Regions from separate parts of the Homo sapiens genome. Here region 1 is linked to region 2. The links are chromatin contacts, found by Hi-C or POLR2A ChIA-PET in ENCODE. All regions are on one chromosome and are shown on one strand. The core of a region is the stretch at or near the end of the contact, and the rest is flanking DNA. Distances in the headings are between cores, read along the strand shown. Region 1 holds the start of PSMB8-AS1 (PSMB8 antisense RNA 1). Region 2 holds the start of HCG27 (HLA complex group 27).

The links. Hi-C counts contacts between places; a loop is a spot of excess contacts on that map. ChIA-PET counts read pairs that join two places held with the same protein, here RNA polymerase II (POLR2A). Pooled maps may share reads with other maps.
Region 1: a loop to region 2 is called in a pooled map, with 6 times the contacts of the local background. The contact joins the promoter of PSMB8-AS1 here to the promoter of HCG27 in region 2. A Hi-C loop is called at or near these places in 1 of 168 maps with a recorded cell type or tissue (ascending aorta) and 7 of 50 pooled maps. POLR2A ChIA-PET finds 5 or more read pairs at or near these places in 1 of 52 experiments (activated naive CD4-positive, alpha-beta T cell).

Annotation. Positions count from the first base shown.
Region 1 is chr6:32,842,836-32,845,535 of GRCh38, reverse strand. It overlaps PSMB8-AS1 (PSMB8 antisense RNA 1), which reads right to left and starts at 1,450. Exons shown (of 2, transcript NR_037176.1): 1 at 1,262-1,450; 2 at 1-118. It overlaps PSMB8 (proteasome 20S subunit beta 8), which reads left to right and starts at 1,489. Exons shown (of 6, transcript NM_148919.4): 1 at 1,489-1,686; 2 at 2,447-2,594. The coding sequence starts at 1,540. It overlaps TAP1 (transporter 1, ATP binding cassette subfamily B member), which reads left to right. Exons shown (of 11, transcript NM_000593.6): 11 at 1-327.
Region 2 is chr6:31,196,359-31,200,467 of GRCh38, reverse strand. HCG27 (HLA complex group 27) reads right to left here and starts at 2,708. Exons shown (of 2, transcript NR_026791.1): 1 at 2,586-2,708. RefSeq lists enhancers at 79-961, 962-1,845, 3,983-4,109.

The DNA.
Region 1 (2,700 bases), core at 201-2,700, 1.6 Mb before region 2:
CTCTCTGTGGTGGAGAACCACAGCTGCAGAGTAGGCAGCTGCCTCCAGGATGAGTTACTTGAAATTTGCCTTGAGTGTGTTACCTCCTTTCCAAGCTCCTCGTGATAATGCAGACTTCCTGGAGTACAAACACAGGATTTGTAATTCCTTACTGTAACGGAGTTTAGAGCCAGGGCTGATGCTTTGGTGTGGCCAGCACTCTGAAACTGAGAAATGTTCAGAATGTACGGAAAGATGATCAGCTATTTTCAACATAACTGAAGGCATATGCTGGCCCATAAACACCCTGTAGGTTCTTGATATTTATAATAAAATTGGTGTTTTGTACTGTGGTTTCTTATGTTTCCGGCACACCAAACGGCCCACTGCCTTTTGCAGCGCACTTTTCAGCTGCGGATGTCTCCTCTTTTATCATCCTCAATGTTTTACCCCCTAACTGCATCACCTTTTCCCTTAAGCTTTTTAATTCCTATGAGGCCCCTTCCACTTCCCCTATCCCCTTAGGCCCACCCCCAAGAATGTGCAAGACCCCAGCCACAGGGCCCATCAGGGCACTAGCGGCCGCAGCTCAGAGCCGTGGCCTCTCCGAAGTGGCAGATGGGGCGGGCGCGGCCAGAGCAAGTGCCAGGCGGGAACAGAGGGACTGGGCGCGCCTCACAACTCACCACCTCGCCCGCTGGTCCTTCCTGGCTCGCCTGGCTCTGAAGCTGCACCTGGAGGGGAAACCTCAGAACAGTAGGCGGGATTGCCTAGTAAATATCTCCCATTCAGGGAGGCCCAGGTCGTGTGACGTCGACAGTTGCTGGGTAGATGAGGCCAACACAGGTTGCAAGAAGAGGCGGGGTTTAGAGGCGTGAAACTCCGCAGTGCTCAGCCAAGCAGGGAGCAACGCTAGGAAGGGCGGGCAGAAAGGGCACGCTCTTGTGGGTGACTACAGGTTAGGAGACCGTTGAACCTGGAGGGGCCCTAGGATGGACCCCGTGGAAAGATTCAGAGACTGCGCCCTCTCCCTGGCGCCGCCTTCCCCTACACGCGGCGGGTATATTCTGTTGCAGTTGGCCCAGGACCTGTTTCCAAGACTCTGCCCCCTCGCACTTCCGTCCCTCCTGGTTTTGTAAAGTGATGCTCATAGGAACCCCCACCCCGCGTGACACTACTCCCAGCTCCTGGCTGACTTCTAGTCTTCTGGTTGAAGCTGCGCCTTTAGATGACACGACCCTACCCACCCCTGTTTCCAGCGGATGCCCGGGCCTGGAGGTACCTCTTACTGTAACCCATCGCCAAGTGGGCTTTTGAAGGCGCCTGTTCCTTTCTCGCTTTCTTCGGAAGACCCTTGACCCATCATTCCCCCGACCCCCATAACGGGAGAGCAGAGAAGCCGGTCCCCAGTGTGATGGTCCTGGTCCAGGCACTAACTGTCCTTTTCTCGGAAAAGGCAGGGGGATGTGGAAAAGAGTCTTGTTCCCTCCCCTTCGATCTGTGGCTTTCGCTTTCACTTCCTCCTCCGAGAGCGGACAGATCTCTGGGTGCTGGGCGGTCATGGCGCTACTAGATGTATGCGGAGCCCCCCGAGGGCAGCGGCCGGAATCGGCTCTCCCGGTTGCGGGAAGCGGGCGTCGCTCGGACCCAGGACACTACAGTTTCTCTATGCGATCTCCAGAGCTCGCTTTACCCCGGGGAATGCAGGTCGGGGCAGTAGGGAAGCCCCTAGGGATGCAGGGAGGCGGGCGCTGAGGAGTGGAGGGTCGCCTGAGAGGAGGAGGCGAGAGCGGGAGCGCGGGGTACAGGGTCGGGGGTAGCCTTCAGTCCCGGAGAGCGCCAGACCCAAAGAAGAGGCCACATGGGGATGGGGCCTGAGAGGAGGAAGTGCAAGTTAGGACAAAGAGTTACAGGTGAGGTGGGGGCTCCCAAAGGAAGACAAGAGAACTTTCCTGCCCTTGTCCACACACAAATGGTGGAGCCTTTTTCATGGGGTTATCACATGATATAGGAGGTGTGTGGTGTCTTGGGAAACCTATGAAATTTGCCTGCTGGCCTCCTCTCAGCAACTCACTGTTGCGCGACTTAGAACAAGTCACTTAGTCTAGGTCCCAAGCCCCTCTTCTGTAAAGTGAGGATACTGTTACTAAACGTGTTTTGTGAGGGTTGAATGCTTTATGCATGGAAGAAACCCTTTAAGTCACTCTCAAAATTTTTTAGTAATGGTAACATGTGCTTGCTTTCATTTCTGTTGTGCTGGAAAATGGAAAAGGTTGATACTGGCATGCCTCTTCTTTTCCTTCTCCCAAGCCATTTCCTTCTAGAGATTGGTTATTAACTGTTTCATTTATTGATGGTTAGATCATTTCTGCATATCTCCTCACCCTCATACTCCCTAAAACCTTTTCCTGGAGCCTCTTACTACAGAATTTTTCATTGCCTTTCTCAACCTCTTTTCTCTTATCAGCCCACAGAATTCTTCCAGTCCCTGGGTGGGGACGGAGAAAGGAACGTTCAGATTGAGATGGCCCATGGCACCACCACGCTCGCCTTCAAGTTCCAGCATGGAGTGATTGCAGCAGTGGATTCTCGGGCCTCAGCTGGGTCCTACATTAGTGAGTGTATACGCTCCAGCAGGCAGAATCTGGGGAGCTGGGCTCTCCTTTCCACAGGAGGCCAACTCTGCAACAAAGTGGAAGTGGATATTGATTTAGGACACAC
Region 2 (4,109 bases), core at 1,459-3,958:
ATGGATTGGTTAACAACAGACATTTCTTTCTCACAATTCTGGACCCTGGAAATCTGAGGTTAGGGAACCAGCAGATTCAGTTCCTGGTGAGGGCCCTCTTCCTGCCTGGCAGACAGCTGCCTTCTTGCCATATCCTCACGTGGTGAAGAGAGTGGGAGCTCCAGTCTCTTCTTTTTCTTAAAAGGACACTAATCCCATCATGGGGGCCCCAACCTCTCAACCTCTTCTGAATCTAATCACTTCCCAAGATGGCCACCAGTCTCAAGGAGTTTACTGTCACAGTGGGAGCAAAGATGCTACAGCAGGTTGTAAAATTAGGTGTCATCCCAGTCAGTGGGGAGAGGACAGGTAATTCAGGGAAGGGGACCTGGATAGAGCTCACCCATAGGATATGGCAGGTCCCAGAACTCTACTGAAATCAAGTCTGGATAAAAGTCAATAATATTCTTCTGACCGAATTCCTTTCAGTCTTCCTGAGGGATGGGCAGGCTCATTCCAGAATAAAGAAGATGCCTGGGGTAAAGAAGACTAGTCTCCAAGGGCACTGGCCCAGGACACCTAGGTTCTACTGGTCACCAACGCCCACCCAGATCTCTCCTGGGTGGAGCCTTGTTCCAAGCCTCTCACAGCCCTTGCCTGCATTCCCATGGTGCTCACCATGGATAACAGGGCCACAGCCAGCCTCAGAGCCAGACTGTTAAGTGAAACCACTGATCCTTGCTGAATTACTTCTTTGAGGCTGAGATAAACTTCACATTTCAGCCTCATTAATAAGATTAATTGTAAATCCAAATGGCCTGCAAATCTATAAACAGTCGCTCAGTTGATTAGCCAGAACATTGAGGACTGTTAATGATACAGGAAAAGGCCCATTTTGGAGGTGAGAAGCTGAGGAGCCTGAAACTGTTTCCATTGTTTATGAAAGTAATCTGACAATTATGAATGAAAATACCCACCACCCCCCGACCCAGCAATCCAAGGTGGGAAATATCTTTTTTTTTTTTGAGACGGAGTTTTGCTCTTGTCCCCCAGGCTGGAGTGCAGTGATGCAATCTCAGCTCACTGCAACCTCCATCTCCCAAGTTCAAGTGATTCTCCTGCCTCAGCCTCCCAAGTAACTGAGATTACAGGCGTGTGCCACCATGCCAGGGTAATTTTTGTATTTTTAGTAGAAACGAGGTTTCACCATGTTGACCAGGCTGGTTTCGAACTCCTGACCTCAAGTGATCCGCCCACCTCAGCCTCCCAAATGCTGAGATTACAGGTGTGAGCCCAAACTCCTACTTTTAAATCACTGCATAATAGTCCATAGTCCATTGAATGGAGTATAGCAATAAACACTGTTACATATTCTGAACCTCAACTCCCTCCCTCCCTCCCTTCCTCTCTCTCTCTCTTCTTTCTTTCTTATTTTTTGACACAGGGCCTCACTCTGTCACCCAGGCGGAGTGCAGTTGTGGGTTAATCATGGCTCACTGCAGCCGCGACCTCCCCAGGCTCAGGTGATCCTCCCACCTCAGCTTCCGGAGTAGCTGGGACTACAGGCATGAGCCACCTCACCCGGCTAATTTTTTGTATTTCTGGTGGAGAAGGGGTTTCACCATTTTGCCCAGGCTGGTCTTAAACTCCTAGGCTCAAACCATCTGCCTGCCTCACCCTCCCAAAGTGCTAGGATTACAGGTGAGCCACCACACCCAGCCAACTGCCTTTATTTCTGTAAGAGATATTTCCCGGCCAGGCGCGGTGGCTTACACCTGTAATCCCAGCACTTTGGGAGGCCGAGGCGGGTGGATCACCTAAGGTCAGGAGTTCGAGACTAGCCTGGACAACATGGCAAAACCCCGTCTCTACTAAAAATATAAAAATCAGCCGGGCGTGGTGGGGGGTGCCTGTAATCGCAGCTACTTGGGAGGCTGAGGCAGGAAGAATTGCTTGAACCCGGGGGGGTGGGGGTTGCAGTGAGCCCAGATGGCGCCACTGCACTCCAGTCTGGGTGACAGACCAAGACTGTCTCAAAAAAAATAAAATACATAAATAAATAACAATAATAATATGTAAGATTTGTCCCACGGCATTTTGAGGTGATGGCAGGCAGAAATAAAGCCAGTCCCACCCTTTCTGGGCTAGGGAAAGCTGAGATGGTCTTCGGCTCCGGGTGAGTCACTCCCCAGGGTCCAGGCCTGGCTGCCCGTTCCCCTCCCCCTCCAACCCACCTACAGCCCCTTCTGCTCTGCCCCATCAACTACATTTTCTCCCTCAGCACTCGCCTTAGATTCCTGGACCCACAGCACAGAGGCGACCTCCTCCTTGCAGACTTTAGGCGCCACTGCGGGGTCCGGAAAAAAAAGAGAAACGGCCCAGCGCTGTCACTTACATAACCCAGGGCGGGGCTGCGCTCGGCGACCGCAAGCGTTTTGAATTCTGCGCCCCAGAGTTCACTGCGAGGACTGGGATCACCCGTCACCCCGCCCTGGTCTACGGAAAATGACAAGTGTTTACTGATATAGAAACGGAATAACGGCGCTGTGGGCTGGGGTGGGCGGAGCTGCCTTCAGGCTTCTGGTCTCCAGCGGCGGGGAACTCACACCTGCCGCTGTGAAAATGCAGACCCGCGGGGCAGTAATTCCGAGTCCAGCCTGGGGCGCGATCTGGAATCTTGACTCGCTTGAAACACCACGACGGATTCGGAGACAGGTGAGTAGAGAAATGAGCCTCAGCCCCTCCCACGGGCCGCCCACGGATTCCAGGATCCGGAAACTCTTCCTGCTGCTGCGTCACCCCAGGAAGGCAGCGCCCGCCTCTGGGCAGTTCTGATGGAAACTGGCTTCGCCGCCCAGAGGAAAACCCACAACTAAGGGGCCAAGAAAAAGCCTCCATGGTCCCGCCCTTTCAGTGAGGATCCTAATTTATACCCCGAGTGTGGCCCCCATCAAAGTCTGCAGTGACAGCCGAGCGCGGTGGCTCACGTCTGTAATCCCGGCACTTTGGGAGACCATGGCGGGCGGATCACTTGAGGTCAGGAGTTCGAGACCAGCTTGGCCAACATGGTGAAGCCCCTTCTCTACTAGAAATACAAAAATTAGCCGGGTGTGGTCGTAGGCGCCTGTAGTCCCAGCTACTCGGAGGCTGAGGCAGAAAAATGGCTTGAACGCGGGAGGCGGAGCTTGCAGGGAGCCGAGATCGCGCCACTGCACTCCAGCCTGGGCGACAGAGACTCCATCTCACACACACACAAAAAATGTAGAGTGACGTTCACTGAAATGATACTAGACCAGCGGGAGGGACCCAGAGCGCTGCGGTTCACAGAATGCGGTGACAGCGCCGCCTCGCGTCCTTTACTTCAACTGCCCCAGGCAGACGTGGTCACGTGTGTTGGCCTGGAGGCTGGAATACACCGGGGTCAAATGCAGAGTGGAGAAAGGAGGGAAGGATGGGAGGACGTGTTGAAGAAAGACAGTAAGAGCTAGCGCTATGGTTCATATCTGTAAAACTAGAGTTTTCGGAGGCGAGGCAGGAGGATCGTGTGAGACCAGGAGTTTGAGGTCGCAGTGAGCCGTGATCACACCACTGCACTCCAGCCTGGACGACAGAGTGAGACCCTGCTTTTATATACTTTTCATATTTTCTGTAATTAAGCAAGTTTTGTGTCCGGAATTGGTGGGTTCTTGATCTCACTGACTTCAAGAATGAAACTGTGGACCCTCGCGGTGAGTGTTACAGCTCTTAAGGTGGCGCGTCTGGAGTTTGTTCCTTCTGATGTTCGGACGTGTCCGGAGTTTTTTCCTTCTGGTGGGTTCGTGGTCTCGCTGGCTCAGGAGTGAAGCTACAGAGCTTTGCGGTCAGTGTTATAGCTCTTAAGGCGGCACGTCTGGAGTTGTTTGTTTCTCCCGGTGGGCTTTTGGTCTTGCTGGCTTCAGGAGTGAAGCTGTAGACCTTCACAGTGAGTGTTACAGCTCATAAAAGCACTATGGACCCAAAGAGTGAGCAGTAGCAAGATTTATTGCAGAGCAAAAGAACAAAGCTTTAGCAGTGTGGAAGAGAACCCGACTGGGTTGCCACTGCTGGCTCGGGCAGCCTGCTTTTATTCTCTTATCTGGCCCCACCCACAT